Regions from separate parts of the Homo sapiens genome. Here regions 1 and 2 are each linked to region 3. The links are chromatin contacts, found by Hi-C or POLR2A ChIA-PET in ENCODE. All regions are on one chromosome and are shown on one strand. Each heading gives the region's core, a stretch centred on a gene start or an enhancer-like site at or near the end of the contact. The rest is flanking DNA. Distances are from core to core; before and after follow the strand shown.

What was found. A loop is a pair of places that touch in the nucleus more often than their neighbours do. ChIA-PET counts read pairs that join two places held with the same protein, here RNA polymerase II (POLR2A). Pooled maps may share reads with other maps.
Region 1: a pooled map shows a loop between it and region 3 (1.9-fold over the local background). The contact joins the promoter of HSPB2-C11orf52 here to the promoter of RBM7 in region 3. A Hi-C loop is called at or near these places in 9 of 50 pooled maps. POLR2A ChIA-PET finds 5 or more read pairs at or near these places in 2 of 52 experiments (CD4-positive, alpha-beta T cell and naive thymus-derived CD4-positive, alpha-beta T cell).
Region 2: a map of CD4-positive, alpha-beta T cell shows a loop between it and region 3 (6-fold over the local background). The contact joins the promoter of DIXDC1 here to the promoter of RBM7 in region 3. A Hi-C loop is called at or near these places in 1 of 168 maps with a recorded cell type or tissue (CD4-positive, alpha-beta T cell) and 11 of 50 pooled maps. POLR2A ChIA-PET finds 5 or more read pairs at or near these places in 2 of 52 experiments (CD4-positive, alpha-beta T cell and naive thymus-derived CD4-positive, alpha-beta T cell).

The regions. Positions count from the first base shown.
Region 1 is chr11:111,911,486-111,916,190 of GRCh38, reverse strand. HSPB2-C11orf52 (HSPB2-C11orf52 readthrough (NMD candidate)) reads right to left here and starts at 3,455. Exons shown (of 5, transcript NR_037651.1): 1 at 3,268-3,455. It overlaps CRYAB (crystallin alpha B), which reads left to right and starts at 4,421. Exons shown (of 3, transcript NM_001289808.2): 1 at 4,421-4,667. The coding sequence starts at 4,467. It overlaps HSPB2 (heat shock protein family B (small) member 2), which reads right to left and starts at 3,457. Exons shown (of 2, transcript NM_001541.4): 1 at 3,268-3,457; 2 at 2,098-2,750. The coding sequence starts at 3,361. The coding sequence ends at 2,296. RefSeq lists an enhancer at 2,053-2,706.
Region 2 is chr11:111,935,552-111,940,036 of GRCh38, reverse strand. DIXDC1 (DIX domain containing 1) reads right to left here and starts at 2,694. Exons shown (of 20, transcript NM_001037954.4): 1 at 2,478-2,694. The coding sequence starts at 2,537. RefSeq lists a silencer at 2,818-2,917.
Region 3 is chr11:114,399,304-114,403,765 of GRCh38, reverse strand. RBM7 (RNA binding motif protein 7) reads right to left here and starts at 3,100. Exons shown (of 5, transcript NM_001286045.2): 1 at 2,999-3,100; 2 at 1,906-2,068; 3 at 851-938. The coding sequence starts at 3,094. It overlaps C11orf71 (chromosome 11 open reading frame 71), which reads left to right and starts at 3,255. Exons shown (of 1, transcript NM_001271562.2): 1 at 3,255-4,462. The coding sequence starts at 3,435. The coding sequence ends at 3,806. RefSeq lists enhancers at 2,928-3,470, 3,368-3,757, 3,471-4,013.

The DNA.
Region 1 (4,705 bases), core at 2,206-4,705, 2.5 Mb after region 3:
AGGATGGTTATCTTTAAATATCAGAAGGATTTTCAGTGAAAAAACCATTGTGTTTGTTTTCCAGAGAAGTTACTGAAATGCAGATTTTGATTCAACAAAAGGAGGAATTTATAACGGTTAAGTCAGTTAAGACCAAAAAGAAAATGGAAGGCCAGGTACAGAGGCTCACACCTGTAATCCCAGTACTGTGGCAGACCAAGGATAGAGGATTGCTTGAGTCCAGGAGTTCAAGACCAGCCTGGACAACAAGGCGAGACCTCATCTCCAGAAAAAGTAAAAAATTAGCCAGGCGTGGTGGCACACACCTGTAGTCCCAGCTACTCAGGAGGCTGAGGCAGGAGGATTGCTTGAGCAAGGGAGGTTGAGGCTGCAGTGAGCCATGATCATGCCACTGCACTCCATCCTGAGCAACAGAACAAGACCCTGTCTAAAAAAGAAAAGAAAGAACATGGAAACGACTACCGTGAGAAGTTCTAAGTTGTCTGTTATTCAGAATGTCCCCGAATAAGTTGATTAATAACTTTAAAAGCATTTGAATGGAGAGGGGATTTGGACTAAATCAGAAGTTTTCAAATTTCTTATAGCTAGGAAACCCTTTCCTTTAAATAAAGCTCAGTTACAAAACATATCAATGTGAAGCTATTTTGGTTGAAGTCTAAGTAGAATCCTTTTCTTATTATTTTTCTTCTCAACTAGATTCTGGAAAGTTGACAATAAAAGCTAATAGTTTTTATAATTTATATTTACAATGTATATCCCCCAAGGTGTATTACATGAGGTTTGATAAATATTTACTGAATGAATGAATGAACAGTTAAATATGTCAAATGTTATTTCTCTGGGGCATGCTTTCATTTTTAATAGACAGCAATCTTTTAACCAAAAGTCGAATTCCTCAAGTGAGTTCTGTTATCCTGGAGGTCCACAGATCCCTAAGGGGGGTATGTGAATGGGTCTTAAGAGTTGTGGGAACCTATTCAAATTGTATTGCCAAATTTGGGAGCATATGTATTTTTCTGGTAAGAGCAGCTATAGCTTTTGTCAGATTTTCAGAAGGGTCTATAACTCCCAAAAGTTAAGAAACAACCACTTAATTTAATTCAATTCAATTTAATTTTTTTGAGGCAGGGTCTCACTCTGTCACCCAGGCTGGAGTGCAGTGGCGCAATCTCAGCTCACTGCAGCTTCAACCTCCCTAGCTCATCCTCCCACCTCAGCCTCCCAAGTAGCTGGGACTACAGGCATGCACCACCATGCCTGGCTAATTTTTATTTTTTTGTAGAGACAAGGTTGCACTCTATTGCCCAGGCTGGTCTCTTACTCTTGGGCTCAAGTGATCCTCCTGCCTCGGCCTCCCAAAGTACTGGGATTACAGGTGTGAGCTGCTGCACCCAGCCAAGAAACAACTGCTTTAATGGAAGAATTGTAGGTATCTACCACAGCCTAATGAAATATGTATTTGGAGGCAGGAAGGTCTTTTGGACACTTCCCCCAAATCATGTAGCTGGATGTTCTCTTGATTGCAGAGAATAACTGAGGGGACAGACCTCAGGCTTTCCTGAATACACCGTACCCCCAGAGGATGGGAAGGTAATGGGGTTCCGTGATAATTGGAGAGGCTTTGTGTCTGTGCCCTGTGTATGCATACTCAGGCTCTCAAAATCAGTGACCATTTAAGTGGACAGACCTTAGTACATGAAAACAAAGTATTCACTCCAGGACTTTAGGCAACTCTCACCAGCCAAAAACCATTTTCCCAGCCCCTACCCAAAAAGGGCCAGACAGTCTGGAGACCCTTGTTTTTGTGTCTCTAATCACCAGCTCAGACAGTGCCCTCTGGGCTGTTTGGATGGCATATCCCTTTTCCCTCCCAGGATCACTCTCTCTTTTGTTGCATTGTGAGAAAATTATGGCTAGGAATTTGATCTGGAGCCAGAGTCAGCTTCCGGGTGTGATCTCAGCATCCAAGTGCGAGCTCAGGGTCCTATGACGTTGGGCACATCAAACTGAGGAGCTTTTTGTCTAGCTGGCTGTGACCTCCTCCCTCCCTCCCCATCCCAGCTTCCCGGCCACAGAATAGGGAGCAGTACAAACAAGGCCCTGAGATTTGGGTTTATTCAGCTCCACCCAAAACTAAACCAAGGCTATGACATGTCCCATGGGACCAAACCATACATTGTGGACCATGCACCTTTCCCTTCCCCCAAGGATGCTGCTACCTCTGGAGTGGTGGGCAGCTGCCCATATCACCTTGGGAGGTAGAGAGGGATTTGCTGGGTGCTGGGTCTGTGGCAATCAGGGCTCAACTATGGCTGCCTCCTCCTCTTCCTCTGGATCAGGAGGCGCAGGGAGCAGGGAGATGTAGACCTCATTGACCTCTGTGTCCAAATGTCGGCCACCCCGAGGTGCTTCCAGGTTTAAGATGCCATCATGGGAGAGAGCAGCTCGGACTCGCCAGGGGTCGACATCAGCAGGCAGGACATAGGTGCGGCAGAACTCTCGGGACACGAAGCCGTGGCGGTCCAGGCGCTGGGGGTGCCGGGCAGACACCTCCAGCAGGTTATCCACAGTCCTCACAGTCACCTCGTCTGGGGTAAAGTGGCTCACATCCAGAAATGCCTGGAACTTGCCCTCACTGAGCCTAAGCTCGGAGGCCCCTGCCCTGCTGCCCTCCCCAGCTGGGGCGGCCCGAGGCCGGACATAGTAGCCATGGTAGAGTGTGGGGGTCAGGATCTCTTCTGGCAGGAGGCCTAAAGGGCAGAGAGAAGGCAAGAGGCAGGATGAGGGAGGATGAGGCTGGCACAGGGGCGAAATGGGAAATCTGGAGAGGAGGGATTGGGAAGAGCAAGAGGGGAGTCAGGAGGAGTAGGGAACGGGAGGGAGGCCACACTGTAGCTAGGAGGAGAAGGCAGCTCGGAAGAGGGGAAAGAGAACGGAAAGGAAAGGGAGGAGGAGGAGGAGAAGGAGGAGGAGGGGGAGGAGGAGGAGGCACCAAACGGCCTGGGTGGATAGAAGGGGGACAAGGAGGCACACCCAGGCCGGCAAAGAGCAGGTATCAGCACTGCAAGCACCAAGTGTGTCTTGAGGTCAGCAGGAATGGGAAAGATCTCTGCTTGGAGGGGATGAGGGGTAGTCTGGGGTGGGGGGTGGCTGGTCCCAGGAGATCAGTTAAGCCCAGAGTGGGGTGGAGGCCAGCAACGTTGGGAGGTCAGCCCAGAATTTCAGGGGGTGGGGGTGGGGGGCAAGGGGGTGGTGTCTGTGCCATACCTTCTCCGAAGCGCTGCTCACCCAGGCGGCTCGGGTTGGCAAATTCGTACTCGGCGGTGGCCGGGTGGGCATGTGGCACTGAGCGGCCCGACATGGCTGCAGATGCAGCAGAAGCCCTGGTCCGAGGTGCAGCCCCAACAGGCGCAGCGCGACCCCTCCAGCTGCCCGGAGAGCCAGGGCTCGATAGGAGGTGGGGGCGGGGTCGACACCACCCAAAATAGTGCCGAGCCTCTTGGGGGGGGAGGGGCTGGGAGTGGGGGCCCTGAGTGAGAGCAACGAGGGTGTGACCAGCGCCGCCCGGACCCCTAGTCCCCTCCCCCGCACACTCTTCAGCTGTCGCAGGGGGCCTGAGAGGACAGCTGAGGGTCCTGGCTGGGAACGAGCTGGGGAGGGGGAGCTGGTGGTGCCTGGGGCATGAAGAGGCCTCGCTGAGACCCTCACAAACGGTTTGCACGTTTCCACACCTCATTTTCTCCTCTTCGGTGGCAGGCACTGTGCACCCAATTCCTAAAGCACTCCTGGATTTAATGTTCTGAGAGCCACATAGAACGAAAGATGCAAGAAATCTGTTTGCTCTTTTTTCAGGGGGTGGGGTCTTTCTGCCCAGATGTGGGATCCTCTCCTAAACCCAGGTCAACCCAGGGCACGAGGCAGATGGCTGGTGCTGACATGTTGACCATCACTGCTCTCTTCCAAGGACTCACAAAGAGTTAATGTCCCTGGGGCTCAGCCTAGGAAGATTCCAGTCCCTGCCCAGGCCCAAGATAGTTGCTGGCCTGATTCCCCTGGCATTCAGGACTGGAAAGGAGGAGGAGGGGCACACTACGCCGGCTCCCATCCTCCCCCCACCCCGCGTGCCTGCTTGGGATTCCTGACTCTGTACCAGCTTCAGAGAACAGGGGTGGGGGTGGGTGCCATTGGGTGTGGACAGAAAGCTAGTGAAACAAGACCATGACAAGTCACTGGCCGGCTCAGACGTGTTTGTGTCTCTCTTTTCTTAGCTCAGTGAGTACTGGGTATGTGTCACATTGCCAAATCCCGGATCACAAGTCTCCATGAACTGCTGGTGAGCTAGGATAATAAAACCCCTGACATCACCATTCCAGAAGCTTCACAAGACTGCATATATAAGGGGCTGGCTGTAGCTGCAGCTGAAGGAGCTGACCAGCCAGCTGACCCCTCACACTCACCTAGCCACCATGGACATCGCCATCCACCACCCCTGGATCCGCCGCCCCTTCTTTCCTTTCCACTCCCCCAGCCGCCTCTTTGACCAGTTCTTCGGAGAGCACCTGTTGGAGTCTGATCTTTTCCCGACGTCTACTTCCCTGAGTCCCTTCTACCTTCGGCCACCCTCCTTCCTGCGGGCACCCAGCTGGTTTGACACTGGACTCTCAGAGGTGAGTCTCCCCACAGCTAGGACGGGAGAGTCCTTACT
Region 2 (4,485 bases), core at 1,445-3,944, 2.5 Mb after region 3:
TGAGGTCACAGCCCTAACTACACAGACCTATAAGGCATCTGGGTGATGAAGAATAGCTTTAGATGTACTTGGATCATTCCCAGGAGGTGACTGGATACATGTGTGGTATTTGTAGACTCAGTAGGAATTCTCAGAAGAATTAAAGCGTATTCTGACACTAGCTTTTAAATCACTGTTTACATCCTTATCTCAAGGACTCTAAAAAAATAAATTGATATTACTGGATCGATTAAGCAACCCTGGAGGCTGGAATAGGTCAAATAGGGCCCCATGGACTCTAAAATAACCAATTACACTATTATTCAGTAGCACTAAATGTAATATTGTATGTAAAATGAATTATTTAATATAGAATGTGAAAGAATTATTTAAACTGTAAGGAACCATTCAAATTTAACATATTACTGTCATTGTTATTTAGATGATGTCAATTTTTCAGAGAAATCAAAAGTACTCATTGGCTGTCAGAGTTCAAATCTAACAGAGAGGAACAGACGTACACTAGCTTGTGGAGGGGATGGAGGGAAGTTTACAGAATGGGTAGAAAAATCAAATATCAGAGAAGGAAAAGAGGCACTACTGCATTATTCTAGGGATCAATTAATTAAAAAGTTATGCATCTGTTGTTTTTATGAAGATTCCATTACCACCACAAAAAGACCACTCTCCCATTCCCCTTTTCCCTTATGCCCTTATGTTTTTCAAGAATTGGAGGTCAGGGGATATTTATGGAAGCACCAAAGCATGAAACACACGGCCAAGCCTCTTAGTTTAGGTGGCTCTTCAGTCGAAAGGTTTCGAAGTGAAAATGAGCAGAAAACTAAGATTAGGACCAGCTCTGTGCTGGTTTCCTCCTCTTAAACAGACAGTGGGACCATCAAGAGCTGAGTTTTGTTGTTGTTGTTAAGTTGGGGCAGGAGGTATAAGACAACTAAAAGAGCTTCTGCCACAGTTGGTGAATGAGTCAGACTTACGCAGCTAAAGACCAGGGGCAGCCCAAAGGCAGAGAGTGAGAAAAGAGGAACCAGAATATTGGAATCACTCAGAGGTAGGCTTCCCGGCTCTTCTGTGTTTCAACTCTTAGACTACAGCTCTTTGTTAACAATCCCCTTACGTGTGTTCAGACAGGAAGGATGCAAAGATGAGGTGCCCTGCAGTGCAGACAGGATGCAAGCTCCGCCCTTCAGTGAAGGTTGTGACACCCCTTGGCCAAAGGAAAATTCCAACTCGGTTAGGTTGGGACAGCATTTCTGCAGTTTTCCTCTGTGTTAGGAACAACGCTAGGGCACGGGGGCCAGACCAGGGGAGGGTTCTGTGGCAGGTCAGGCTGCAGAGCTTCTTAATTAGAAACAGGAATTAAGGAAGGAGTCTGTAGTGCAGCTGGAGAAATAAAATCTTATACACGAATTCATGAGAATGGTTATTTCTGGAGAAAAGGCTGGAATGGGTGGGGGGAGCCAAAGGCACTTCAGTCTTGCCTATCAAATGCTCATATTTAAGAAGACAATGTATTCATATGTTGAGTAAAAACTGATTTTAAAAATCTTAAATTTCAGAGAGTCACAGAGAGAAGAAAGAGAGAGATGGAAGGAAAAGGAGCGAGAGAGAAATGAAGAAAGACACAACTAACAGCCTAGGTTTCCCTGGATGCTGGGCTAAGACAACCCGCAAGAGTAGGGCTTAGCTGCAGTCGAAGACGTATGGAGCAAATCTTGAGGGGGAAGCATCCCAAACCAGAATTTCCTGGGTCACAAGAAAAGCAAATGCAATAAACAGAATTGTAAGAGAAACAAGTGGGGAGGAAATGACCCCTTGTCGGCCCTAGCCCATCTTGCCTGTCAGAGTGAGGCCCCAGTTCCTCTGCTCTCACATGGACCGGTGCACGCGCTGGCTCCCTGGACCCAGGACCCAGGTCCCCTCTCGCTCAGTAGCTCCTCTCAGACAACCATGTCCTTGATTGCAGAGAAATCTACTGCCCCGCACTCAGAAAGAGATTCAGACATGAAGAGGGCACTTCACATGGACCATCTACAGTCCCCTGCCCTCTCAAACTTTCTACCAATGCAGTACCACTCCACCCTCCCTTGGCTCCGCTGGTTAGCTCCTGATATAGATGAGCACTTTTGCCAAATATCCAGGGATTCCCTGAGGATTTCCTTGGAGAGAGAAGCTCTAGGGAGGATGGAGACCCCCTCTTCTGGAAGGAGGTGATTTCTGAATTTGTGGTCCTGTCCTCTTGGGCTCAGGTAAGCTACCAGGGAAGGTCATGGCCCAGCTTAGCTGTGGGCAGGCAGCCCTTCTGATTTCTCCTGGTTCACCCATCTGCACCGTAAGTACCACCTTAGCCCCTTTGGGGTTCTGGGGGCGATTTGCTCTGGGGTCCCCAAAGGATGGAGGAGGAGGAGGACCCCTTCCGGAGACTGGGCGGGAGACGCTGGGGGAGGGGAGCTGAGGAGTGGGAGGAGCAGGACAGTTACCTCATTGAAGCCCTCCTGCAGGACGTCCAGTAAGTTCCCTCGGGTCAGGCAGGCTAGCATTGTTCCTGCTGGGGGCTCCCCGGGCGGGGTCTCCAGCCCGGCGGCCGCCGCCGCCTCCTCCTCCTCCCTCTGCACACAAAGGCTCTCGGCTCAGCTCATTGGGATCCCTCCGGAGTCCCGCATGCCACTTACTGGAAACCTAGACTGGAGCCAAACTAGCGGCTTGCACTGGGCATGCTCGCACGGGGGCCTCCGCTGGAGGGGCCCGGCGCGGTCGCGGTTCCTATGGAAACAACTGGGCGCGCACTAGGTTGAGCGGCGCTGCCGGGCTGCCCCCAGCCCCGCTTTCCTGCGGGAAAGCCGCACGGCCAGGCGGGCTGGCGAGGGCGCGCGCTGCACGCCCGCACGCACGCGCACACCCCCCCCCCGCCCGGGCCGCAGCACGGGCGTGTGTGCGTGCGCTACACACACACACACTCACACGGCTTTTAGGCAAACGTGCTGCTGTATGTGCGCGCTGTGTGCATACACACACACACACACATACACACATACACACATACACACACACACGTTGACAAACAGGCGGCCCGGCTGGCGTATGCATGCGCTTGCAGCCGCGCGCGCGCACACACACACCAGGCTTGCAGGCGGGTGTGCCCGTGGGGAGGGTGCGCAACACACACACACACACACACACACACACACACACACTGCTAACTTAAGGCCACAAACGGCCCACCAGAAGGTGGGTGGGAAAGGGAGTGAATCATAGGATTTTCCCCCAGACTAACCGAAAACAGCAACCTTTTTCCACATGGGCCCTGGACAGTGAGGTCAAGCTAAAGAAGAGGAAGCAGAAGGGAAAGAAATAAGAAAGAGAAAGAGCAGAGGAAGAAAGGGGGAAAAGAGGATAAAAAGAACTTTAGTTATTGATGGTATCAGAACACATTCAATAGAACAGTGCTAAACATCACGCAGGATCGCAACAGAAACATCAAGGATGACCAAGCCTTTTCCAAAATTTTCCTATTTCATTCTTTATAAAATAACTGCTAAAATATACAACCCATATTTTAATGTGTTTTAAAATAAATGGGCTTTAATTAAAATAAAGACTGCAAAAATGTCCTGGTGCATTTGAAAGAGGTAAAAAGCTTCCTCAAGTGAAACAGAAAGCTATTCTAGGCTGTTTCTAGCTATTCAAGTCATAGCCTTGATTATTTATTTTTAGGAATACTAGTCATTTGCAACTCAGTGCAAACTCTTGTTTCTATAGGAAAACTCGAAGCTGAAAAAACATTCATTTTACATTCCACCTCGTGATCCCAGATGGAGAGGAAGGGTTTACAGAGCATTAGGGCTCAGAGAAGGTCAGGGCCTTGTCCAAGGACGCAGCCAATCAGTGACAGGCAGCTCAAGGATCTAGGAGTCTACACTTATGATTTTCTGGAAGACCCAGATTCCTCCTCAAATCCTGATTAGTACCTTAGCCAGAAAAGTCAGTAATGGCTCTTATTCAACCTAATGACCTCTTCAGGTCCTTAGAGAAAAAGAAAATCCACCAAGAGCAGCCAGGCTAGCAATATCTTGTCTGAATGTCTAAAGCTGCTAAACACAAAGATGTTTCTGAAAAAGAACACATCTCCCTGACCACAACAGGCAGGGGGCAGAGGGCCAGCACAGGTGTTGAGTGGCAGCTGCTGGTTGAATGTAGTGGGTTCAATTCTGGCTAATGCTGGGGAAAAGCTAAGACACCAAATCATTCTAAACCTGAGCAGCCCACAAGTCCAAAGACCACTGTCCTTCATAATCTAGCTGAGGAATTTAACTGCCAAGAACTCCCTTTGACACTACCACACTTCGTGGTGTAACACCCCCGGAGAGTCACTAACCCATGTCAATTCAACAAGTTCCTTTATAAAGAGAAGCATGAAATTTCCAACAGCACAGACTTGCATGCAATACATCTACGTGCATAATGATGCAAAACCAAAGTACCTACTTG
Region 3 (4,462 bases), core at 1,851-4,350:
TGAGCAAGTTAACCTCCATTTTTCATTTCCCTTCATATAAGAGGTAGAGATAAAAATAATCCCTACCCTCATAAAACTGCTGTGAGGAATAAATGAAATCATATATGTAAAAGATATGGTGAAGAACCTGACATATGGCAGGTATTTATTAAATCTTTCTTAAATGACTGTTAAATAGCTTTATGGATATACCGGGAAAAATTGTCCCTGGTAAAATATGAACCTCCCCAAAGCAAATAAAATCATTTAAGTAAATATGATATTTTCTAATACTCAGTACCTGAAGAGATTTTACAAATCATTTAATTCAACTTATTTTCCTTACACATGGGAAGACGGGACTAAAGAAAGGAGACTAGCTCAAGATTACACAATTGATAGATGCAGACCTAGAATCCAATTCTAGGAATTCTTAGTCCAATAGACTGTTGACTAACTGGTATTTTTCAACTGTAAGTAACAACCAATTAATGACTGTAAAATAAATTTTAAAATGTTTTAAATGAAATAGTAATCCAAGTAGTGAGGGTAAATAATGTTTTGAGAAATTTTGTTTCAAGTGTATACATGTACTGTACACATATGTGGGTATGGTTATGTCGCTACAAATCAACAAATAGTTATATACGTATCTATTCTAAGGGGACTATATACAATGTGTTTGTCTATAGAATAGACACATTCTATACCCCTTAGAATAGATACATAACAACAACCCCAAAAGGCAAGTAATAACGGCAGAATGAAGAGATAAGAGAATAATGAAGGAGACTATTTACTCATGTGTTTTGAGGCTATTCCCTATAAGAATTCCTGATAAATGATCTTAACAATAAGTGAGAAATATTACCTGCTAGGAGATGTGGAGGTAGGGCTTGAATTTCCAACATGATGTTGGGGATATGACAAACTGACATCTTGTGGGGCATGACTACTTCCTAAAATGAAACAATTTGAAAAATTATTCTTGATAGAAAATCTAATTTGAAATTTTGTCTTCCCCACTTGAAATCACTCCAAAAAGGTAAACACAATCTAAAAGAGAAAAATCTCAAACTACTGGCCGGGCGCGGTGGCTGACGCCTGTAATCCCAGCACTTTGGGAGGCTGACGTGGGCACATCTCTCGAGGCCAGGAGTTCGAGACCAGCCTGACCAACATGGTGAAACCCCACCTCTACTAAAAATACAAAGAATTAGCCAGGCGTGGTGGCGTGCACCTGTAATCCCAGCTACTCAGGAGGCTAAGGCAGGAGAATCACTTGAACCTGGGAGGCAGAGGTTGCAGTGAGCTGAAATTGCACCACTGCACTCCAGCCTAGGCAACAGGGCAAGACTCCATCTCAAAAAAAAAAAAAAAAAAAAAAAAAAAAAAAAAAAAAAAGAATCTCAAGCTGCTGTAGACCGCTTTACGGCTTCATCGGGGTGAAAATTATAAGTGTATAATATCAGATAAGCAAAACAAAGCACTCCATAAATATCCAATCTGACCATAATTTTCTGATCTCCACCCTAAATTGTAACACTGGATACATGGACAGTTTCATCCTCACATGATCAAGAACCAAAATATATAAAAGTAATTACAAAGCAGCCAGGAGAAGTATTTTCAGAAAATAAACCTAGCTCTTTTCAGAGTACCCAAGCCCAGCTCTCTTAGTGATACAGTTTATGTTTTTTCACTAACCCAAAATGAAACTTTAAGCTCAGTTTTGAAATTCTAATTTCAAAATCCATGTGTCAATGTTACCCGTTTTCAGGGATATATAAAGTTTGCTATATAAAGTTTACTATTCACAATGCTTAAGAAAGAAGTTTCATCTACAAATAAGAGGTTCTTTAAAACTGAATAATAAATTTAAAAACAGCAGGAAACAATGCCCCCCGAACCTCATTGGGCAGTTACCTGATCTAAATTGAATTTTGATAGGCCTTCCATAAAGTTTGATTCCATTAAGTAGATTCATTGCATAAGGAACAGACACTTCATGTTTGAAATTCACAAACGCAAACTGCTTTGGTTTACCATCCTTATCTTTTGGAATTTTCACCTTTATTACTGGCCCAGCCTACAAACAAAAAGGTGTTTAGAATTTAAATAAAGCAACTAAGGGAAAATACTCAAATTTTACAAATAAGATATGACAAAGTTTAAAAACAACAGAAACGTAATCAGAAACTTCTTTTGAAAATGATGCACGGATTTCCATTTTGGCTACAGTAAACATCCTAGTTATGACTGAACATTAGATTTATTTGGGGAAGGGGGCCCATAAGGAACTGGAAACACAATCACTTTTGCAATTCACAGCACTGTATGGCTTAACATAGTGACCAATCGCCATTATTTTGCCACTCCATGAAAATGAACATTTATCAAGAACAAGAGAATGATTTTCTTTAACTAAAAACGGACTTTTGTATTGATTAATCAAACAATACCAGTTATTAGGGGATAGGGATGGGGGGAATAGGATACTCAGAATTTTTCACACTTTTTAATACAGCAACACTAAAATGCTGTTTTTCTACGGAGTACTTAACCATTTTATTTTACATATTTTAATAATGCTGCAATTTGATAAGCAAACTTTAGGGGAAAACAGACACAAATAAATTAAAATATTAAGTTCCCAGTCAGATAAACCAAAGACAAATTATCCTAAGGGGAAGATGACAACAGGAAGGATAAGAAAAAGCACTGCTCAACGAAGACCCTACACACACACTGTGTTCCCAAGGACCCCTGGATCTCTACCACGGGAAACCTGATCGAGGATCCCTCCACCACCTTTAGTCGTCACTTTCGGCCTAAACGAACCAAGATCTTCCAGGAAAGCGACACCCAGCGAGCGTTTCGCAACCCAGACCCGCCTTTCACCCCCAAACAGCCACCCGTCGGGTCCCCTGACGGCTACGAAAAGAAAACGGGGTGGCCGCTGGCCAGGCCCTAGGCGAGACGGAAAACGAAAGGCAAAGGGCCGAACCCAGCCGCTTACCTGGTGGAAAAGCTCGAAAAGGAGCTCCTCGGTCACTTTCGTTTCAAGGTTGCCCACAAAGAGAGTGCGATCCGCTTCCGCCGCCGCCGCCCCCATCTCAGCGTCGCCCCCTCCCTAACCTGGCCAAAAGGTCGTGGCCGACGCACCCACTGCGCATTCACGGAAGCCCCACGTCCTCACGCTCCCTGGCGTCACAAACGAAAACGCCCGTTGCGCTTGCTCTCAGCGGGCGACGACGTGCGCGGACGGTCTGCGCATGCTCGCCAGGATACCCCTCGTTAAAGGCAAGGCGGCTTCTGGCTCTTCCGCAGGCTCAGTTATGGGTTCCTGTGTGCTTAGTCATCGGGTCCGACACAGGCTGGACTGATCTGGGGAGCCGCGAAGGGCCTGCCTTCACAAAGGGACGTAACGCAAGTACTGCGGGCAGTGTTTGAATATGGCCCTGAACAATGTGTCCCTGTCCTCCGGTGATCAGAGGAGCAGGGTGGCCTACCGCTCTTCCCATGGCGACCTCAGACCGCGGGCGTCAGCGTTGGCGATGGTCTCCGGAGACGGCTTCCTCGTTTCCAGGCCTGAAGCGATTCATCTAGGACCTCGGCAGGCGGTGCGACCAAGCGTTCGGGCCGAGAGCCGTCGAGTGGATGGTGGCGGCCGGAGCCCAAGGGAACCAGATGGCCGGGGCCGGAGCCGCCAAGCCAGATTCTCACCTTACCCAATCCCTGCCGTTGAACCCGATCTCCTAAGAAGTGTGCTGCAACAGCGTTTGATTGCATTAGGAGGTGTTATCGCAGCTCGAATTTCAGTTTAAACGAACACCTTTCCTCTGGCCCTCACTTAGCTTGTGAACAGGCCTTTTTAAAATCCTTTCTTGGTGTAGCAGCAATCGTGTTGTTTTATTTTTAGATGGATGTATTTTCATTTAATACGTGGGAGTTATATGAATATGTCCTAGCACTAAGGGAAGTGTAACAGTTGATTGATTTAGGTGGTTTTATGCAGCCAGAACGATTGGATCAGGAAAGGTGTGGAAGGGATATTCTTAGGTCGTCACAAAGCTGAGCTGATGGGAGCACCCTCCCCAGAGGTCAACAATCCATTCGTTAACTCAGACACTTAACCTTTACCTTTACTTCTGTTGGCGAAAAAGAAGTGCTCCTTTTTATTACACTGATTTATCCTTCCATCTTTTCCTTGGCATTTACCATCTTCCATCTCCCCCTTCACTTTTTTCAGATATGTCTACAAACAGACTCCAATCTCAGTCGCACTAAAAATAAGAACAAAACCTAAACCTTACAGTTCTTTCAAATTATTAAATCAATTTATTATTCCTTTCTTTGGCAAAGGTTCCAAATTTTTACTTTATATTTGTAATTTTACTATTTGCATTCAGTCCCAGCGCATTAATCTGAATCTGCTGTCCTAAAATACACTGGTGAAAACATTACTTGTACAATCTCCTAT